2 separate regions of the Homo sapiens genome follow, and region 2 is linked to region 1. A link is a contact called in ENCODE Hi-C or POLR2A ChIA-PET data. All regions are on one chromosome and are shown on one strand. The core of a region is the stretch at or near the end of the contact, and the rest is flanking DNA. Distances in the headings are between cores, read along the strand shown.

Region 1 (3,638 bases), core at 811-3,310:
TGCCTGAGGCCGGAGATGTCAGCAAATGTGACTGGAAGCACCCACAGAGCTTCCCATCATCAGAACTACAATCTAAGGGAAGCCAGGAAGGTGCAGGGAGGGGGTCTGGAGGTATATGATACATGGACCCTTTGAACTCCTCAGATCCACTCCTGCCTCACATTACATCCAGTTCCACCAAGACAAAATATTCAAGGTGGTAGTTGAACCAAAGTCTTCCAAAGACTCAACACACTGGGTCAGTGGAAGAAGGCACAGTCCCCACTGCTGCAATGGACCCAGAGGCCTCTGTTGTTACTCTTCACCTCATTCCTTCACCATCCTTTCCAGATCCTCCCCTCTATTTCAGCTAACATTTCAGCTGGTCTAGGTTGCTTGCCTAGACCTAAAGCTTAGATGACCTAAACCTTCCCCCTTGATGGGTCTCAGTGTTTGGCTGTCTTTCTTTTTTCAGGCCATGATTGCTGCAATTGCCTGTTACTGTTTTAGAATCACTAAGAGATGTTCCAGGGAATTCTGTAGGCTCCACCCCAGGAACACCTCTAGATCCTGATGACAGACTCAGTTACCCCTCCTTACTTGACTGTGAATCTGCAGGCATAGCAAGACCGAAATGAACAAGCTGTACTCGTAGGCTCTGAATCAGTGAACACCATGTCCCTGGAGGAAGTTCTATCCCAGGAAATTGGGGCCTGTGCTTCAGCAGGGTCTGATGTTATAAGAATGAGAAGCACAAATTCCACAGTGGATTAATGGAAGCTACAGGACCAGAGGCAATTCTACTTCAACTCCTTGTTGCACAAGCCTAAATATTGTAGCAAATGGGGAACCCGTGCATCAGCTGTGAGCTTACTCCATATGTTGCATTCCGGGGTACAACACCCCTAAATAAGTAGAAGACTTGGTCCTTTAATAGGTGCATAATTCTGGTATGCCAGATGTTCCCTGGCGATGTGATATATGGTAAGACCAGCAGATTCGTAAAATAGGTCTTCTGGTCCAAAGCCATGGTTTGTAGAATTGCATGTCAGTAAACAGGCATTCAGTAAACTCTAGAATGGCAGTTGTCAGAGGACAAGTGACAGACCAAGTCTACTGCAGTTCACCCACTGGGATGATTCCCTTCAACCGTTATTCTTTAGGGGCACCCTGATTATGGCCACTGTGTGAAAACAGTCCATTCTTGGCTCCCCCAGCATTTCTAGTCAACCCATCTTAGAAGCAAGTCTGAGTTATTTTTTTTATGCATCAGGTGATTAGGACCTGATGAAATTAGGTCCCGGCACAGGGAGGTGGATGAAAGTGAACTGAGAAGCATCTGGACCACTTCTTCTTGCATTTTGGTGCCTTCTGGACCTGCTCCCATACGTACCCCTACCATCATCCAATGGATTGCTACAGCATTCACTGAATCTGATGACTTGGTGAGTCTGACACTTCCCACTTCATAATGGATGGTTTGTCCACAGTCACTTAATACCCCAAGACCAGATGCTCTGGCCCTACTAAGGCCCAGTAGCATGCCAGGAACTTCTCTTCAAATGGGGAATACCTGTGAGCCACAGAAGGCACAGCTTTGTTCCAGGACTCCAGTGGTCGACACTGCAACTCACCTATTGGGCTTGTAACAACCACAACTCCACATTCTTTTCCACCACAAGCTTTGGATCTGCAGCGTCAGATAGCCTGAAGTGTAGGGCAGCCTGACCTGTGAACATGCTGCAGAGCCGACTCTAGTTCTGGGCTTTACTCCAAACTGGCAGCCTTGCAGATCCCTCAGTACATAGGTCAAGGCAGTGTTCAGCACAGTGTAAATGGCTTTCAATTCCAAAGAGAACAACATAGCTTTTTGCCTCTTTGATGGTGGTAGGGGGTGTGAGATACAATAATTTTTTATTGGGAAGAGATCACAGCATGTCCTAGACTAGTGACCCCCTTAAAATGTCATCAATGTGAGAGACTCCTGACTCTTTGTAGGTTTTATCTTCCACTATCTGGTACAAATGTGTCTTACGAAGGCATCCAGAGTACTTGTCATTTTCTGCCCACCAACTGGAATTAACATTATGACTCATATAAGGGACTAGTGTATCATACTATGGGTTGCCAAGATGATCAAAGCCCCTGCTTACTTTTTTGTCACAGAAAGCAGGAGAGTTAATATAGCCCTGGGATAAAGGGCTAGCGTGGTGAATACATGACTCCATGCGTTTGTCAAAACCTATAAAAATGGACACCACAAAGTGAATTTTAATGTATATACATTTTTCTAAAATCAGCTACAATGTTCAGGGACCCAAAAATGGAATATACACAGAGAAAAAGTAAATGTACCTAACTTTATTATAAATAAATAGTATAACCACACTGGAAGGGATGAGGAAGAAAAGAACTAACCTAGATAATGCCAAAAAAATTTATTAAGACTAAGAACAAAATCTACACACAAATAGAGTACTCTAGTTAGTACATTTGTTTTTCACAAGAGAATGAGTCACTACTCTGAAACCATACTATGAGTAGGGAACAAATATGTAAATAAAGTACAGAAAAAGGGAGCCACATGTCTTACTGTCAGAGAAATTAGTTACGAATACAAAGAGGTGACAGCTAGAATCATCTTTCGGCTATTCTATTGGAATTGGAGGCATCAGTATGAACTCATGGATTTTTAATGGATAGATAAGTATAGAGGGACAATGGTGCTGATGAAGATAGATAGGCAAAATAAATATAGATGTGTGTTTATGCATGAATGTGTGCACAAACATACATTCCCTAACTTTGAACTGAATGGGAAGAGACTAAAAGCAGTGGCACCACAGGGCCAATGAGCATATCTAGCACCCAGATCTTGAGTTCTAAATACTGTTCTCCAACAAAATAATCCCGGGAAAGTGGTTGATTTCAGGACTGGTTGATGAGCCTAGAGCTGATAAGATGACAGATATAAGAAACGGATCAAAAAGGGACAGGGACAGGTCCATTGGGCACAGACGCCAACCTGAAAGAACCCCCAATGGACGAATATTTGAGCAAATATTAAGAGTAATAGCAATAATTATATCCATGGGTCTATGCTGATATAAATAATTTAATAAATAAATTAGTTAATTAATTGGGGACCACTCTTAAAGAATTCCAGCTGGTAAATGTATAAGGATTGAAGGAAATATATAATCACCATTAGAACAACATGATAGGATGTGTTGCAGGCAAGATCCACTGATGAATGCTGAAATTAGTATTTCAAAGTTTGAAGAGAAACAAGCTTTTTGCATTGTCTAAAAATATCAACCAGAGTTCCGAAGCTGAACTCTTATTGCATGAGGATCAAGCTGTGAACCTTGCAGGGTGTGGCCCACCATGGTGCTGAGTCCTTTGGAAGCCTAGGCAGGTCTTCCACTGCCCCGACACCAGCATCTATTCCTCCAAATATCAGGAAACAATTTTCCCCAGTTGCCACCACTATAGCCCTGGCAGGGAAAAGAACAAACCTAACTCCACTCTTATGGCTTTCCATGGAGATGCTAAGTTATAGGTCTTTGAGCAACCCAGATGAGCAGCATTTTTGGTTTCAAGGCTGGCAGAGAAGTAATGTGGCAGGACCCCCTTCCTGCAAGCCAGTAACCTCGTTC
Region 2 (3,638 bases), core at 1,139-3,638, 150 kb before region 1:
CTCATAGTTCTGTCAAGTGATCTTAGAATCATACTGCCCTCAGTCCTTCTCTTCCTTGCAGCCGTGGATGAAACTCTGTTGCTTTATTACTCCAAGATCTCTCTAGTTCTGCTAACTACTTATGTGCCCTTCTATTTAATGTTGGCAGTTCCTTGAGGAACACACAAGTGTTTTTTTTTTTCTTTACATTTCATTCAGGGAATTACTAAACAATCATTTCCACACAGAGATGTTGTGGATTACGCCAAAAAAAAAAAAAAAATCAAGGATGGCTGTCTCTGTCTTGAAATGCTTAATAATTTTATCTGTAAACTTGTGGTTTGTAAGTGAGGTCCATTAAGACAATGGAGCATGAGCCAGGGAAACGGGCCTCTACGTGTGGCCACTGATGTTCCATACAGCATTCATAATGCACCATGCACACTGAATTCCCTGTGGACCCCTGATGTTGCGAGGCCAGCAAGACTCAAAGTGAGCACAAGGTACTCGTGCTGTATCTACAACTGAGGGAGCTGGGTGCTGACACCCCAAAAGGCCGCACTTTTCCCCTTAAGAGAGTAAACTTGTTTCGAAGGCAGAAAGAAGGCAATGGTGTCTTAAGAAGCATGAAGAAACCATATTGTATGAGTCATGGTTCTCTAGAGGGACAGAACTAATAGGATATATATATTTATATATATATATATAGAGAGAGAGAGAGGAGTTTATTAAGTATTAACTCACATGATCACAAGTCCCACAATGGGCAGTCTTCAAGCTGAGGAACAAGGAGAGCCAGTCCAAGTCCCAAACTGAAGAACTTGGAGTCTGATGTTCGAGGGCAGGAAGCATCCAGCGTGGGAGAAAGATGTAGGCTGGCAGGCTAGGCCAGTCTCTCTTTTCGCATTTTTCTGTCTGCTTTACATTTCTAGCTGCACTGGCATCTGATTAGATGGTGTCCATCTAGATTAACAGTGGGTCGAACTTTCCCAGCCCACTGACTCAAATGTTAATCTCCTTTGGCAACACCCTCACAGACACACCCAGGATCAATACTTTGCATCCTTCAATCCAATCAAGTTGACAGTCAGTATTAACCATCACTCATATCATATATTTTCTTATTCATGCACTTCTTTATATTAGACACCTGATCATGCCAAAAGGCCAGTCCATAGTTCTTTTGCTTTTCAGTCCTTCCTTACGCATCGGTGAGTCCCAGGTCGAGAGTAGAGGTAGAATTCGTGCACGTAAAGTGCGATGAAAACGGGCAAGTTCACTTTGTGCAGCATCTGTTTTTACCAGCGTGGTTCTGGTAAAAACAAAATCTATATGCATGTATAAGCTATGAAGTACAAATTGCATAATTTCTGTGATTCCACATATGAGATCAGTGCACTTATATTAGTATTTAAAACTGGCATTGCACAACGTAAAGATGGATGGTGAACTTCATGCTAACAATTTAAATCTAAATTTTTCTTGGAATGATATTAAATAACACATAAAAACACTATGAAAAGAGAGAAACTGAGAGGAAAGAGAAAGTTTTATATTTTATGACCTCAGAGGCACTTTCTTTCTGTTTTTTGAACAAGGAAGCTCCGCACTTTTCTCTGAGCTCCACAAATTATGCAGCCAGCCTTGCAGCAGGCAACACATCAAAGCCTCTTTCCTGGGGGTCTAGTGAGGGATGTAAAACACAAATATGTTAATAATATACAATATAATGTCACTAACAGTAAGTGCTGTGCTAAACAAAAGCCAGGATGGCTACAGCAAGCCGGAGGGGAGCTGAGAATTAGATGTAAATTCTGAGGGATGGGAAGGGCCCTAGATTTTAGGGCGTTGTGCAGAAGAGTAACCAGATCTGCTCTACGTTTCAGGAAAGGAAAAAAAAATTCCCTCTGGCTGCGGTTCCGAGAATAGCCTGGAAGGAGGCAGGGGTCCCGGCTGGAGAAGCGTGGCTCCGGGGTGGGGCGTGCAGGGCTAGCCCGGGCGGGGGACGCTGCCCAACAAGCAGGTTTGCGGAGACTCACACCTTAGATTCTGAGTTTTTAAGCTTGTTTCCTCAGAGCAGGGAACTCACGAACGTTTCGTGAGCACCTACGGTATGCAGGGTACGGTGCGGAGCCCTAGCGTCACTGACGACCGGGACAGCCGAGCAGCTGCAGGATCCGTCGTGTTCCCCAGCAATTTTAATATTTAAAAATTCGTTACTGTTGCTGTTACTTGTTTTCTATGTATTGGATGTCTTCGTGAAGAACCCTCAAAAGTGCAACGAACTCCTCCCTGCCAGAGGGCGGCCGCGCGCTCTGAGTACAGCTTCCCGCGGAGCCGGCCAGGTCCTCCAGGGCACCGAGAAAGCCGGCCAGAACGGCGGCGCCCTATCCCGGCCGCAGCGATGTCTGACGGCGCCCCGGAACTGACGGTCTGGTACGCAGGGGCGCTCGGCGGCAACGGCGGCTTTAAACGTCATCGCGGGCGCGACGCCTGAGGGACAGTCTGGGGTTTGGCTGTCCGGACGGTGCAGCGGCGAGGCCGGCCGCGAAGATGCCAGTGGCGGTGATGGCGGAAAGCGCCTTTAGTTTCAAAAAGTTGCTGGATCAGTGCGAGAACCAGGAGCTCGAGGTAACCCTTTGCGTCGCGCTGGGAGAAACTGCGGAGTAGTCTTAGGCCCTGGGGCGGCACCAGTTTCCAGGGTAACGGGGTCTGAGGCTAGCGGGCTTTGGGAGCTCACGGGGCGGGCGTGGGAGGTGGACGTGTGGATCCCTGACCGCCGCAACCTGCTCCGACCGGGCCCGGTCTCCCCGAACTCGCCGGGACCTTTTTGTTATGTGTCTTCAGCTTGTGAGCCCGAAAACCCTGTGCGTCTTTGCTCCAGCACCTACCGATGAGCTCATATTAATTAGGCATCTTTCCTTCCCAGTATCGGGTTGGGAGAGGGTAGTAAAGTGGGTTTTATTAAAGATCTTGGTATACACACACACACTAACACACACACCGCAACTCACACGCACACCAAGAAAAATGTGACCATTGTAACCTTTTTTTAACTCACAAAGCCTTTCTCGTAATGTTGTCAAGTTAGCTTGCCATTTTGTCTTCAGTAAGACAGATGAAAGTTATGCAGCTGTTAAAGTTAATGTTTTTCTTAGACACTTAAAAAGGGTTTATATCATTAGTTTTAAAATTAAATAAAGGAGACAACATCCAGAAGCAGCAGCTCACTAATAGATAATAGATACTTTCCAGTTGAGTTAAAATGGAAAGAATTGTCTTTGCAACGCAGCTGTGGTGATTTTCTGTCTCTTATTCAGGACGCTTGATGTAATGGGCAGAATCAGAATGCTTCAGGAATCTGTCGAATTTGTTTCTTATAATAGTAAGATCATTTAAATGGGAATTTGAGAACTGGGGAAGGGGATCCACTTACATATTCTTGAATGTATAAAGAAACTGAAGCCCAAAGGGAGATAAATCAAAGCTGATGACGAATATAAACTTAATACTCAGAATTTTCGTGTTTGATACTTCTCTAAGCTGTTTCTAAATCTATAATAGGACTATAAGATTACTTATAGTCTTAGACTAAAAAGGCTTACTTTTAAAATTAGCATTTATAAAATATTATTTTAAAAATGAAAGTTAAAGGGTAA

The links. Hi-C counts contacts between places; a loop is a spot of excess contacts on that map. ChIA-PET counts read pairs that join two places held with the same protein, here RNA polymerase II (POLR2A).
Region 2: a map of DLD1 shows a loop between it and region 1 (4-fold over the local background). The contact joins the promoter of COPS8-DT here to the enhancer-like site in region 1. A Hi-C loop is called at or near these places in 1 of 168 maps with a recorded cell type or tissue (DLD1). POLR2A ChIA-PET finds 5 or more read pairs at or near these places in 1 of 52 experiments (AG04450).

The regions. Positions count from the first base shown.
Region 1 is chr2:237,233,856-237,237,493 of GRCh38, forward strand. LOC105373953 (a long non-coding RNA gene) reads left to right here. Exons shown (of 6, transcript XR_924035.3): 4 at 1,253-1,424. Among named protein-coding and RNA genes, the nearest start is that of COPS8, 150 kb to the left of the region's middle. Within about 2 kb of position 2,061, at least 12 of the 41 ENCODE cell types and tissues checked have a DNase peak (open chromatin) inside an H3K27ac peak, as active enhancers do.
Region 2 is chr2:237,083,433-237,087,070 of GRCh38, forward strand. It overlaps COPS8-DT (COPS8 divergent transcript), which reads right to left and starts at 2,389. Exons shown (of 3, transcript NR_187934.1): 1 at 724-2,389. COPS8 (COP9 signalosome subunit 8) reads left to right here and starts at 2,457. Exons shown (of 8, transcript NM_006710.5): 1 at 2,457-2,610. The coding sequence starts at 2,533. RefSeq lists enhancers at 1,503-2,397, 2,038-2,587, 2,398-3,292.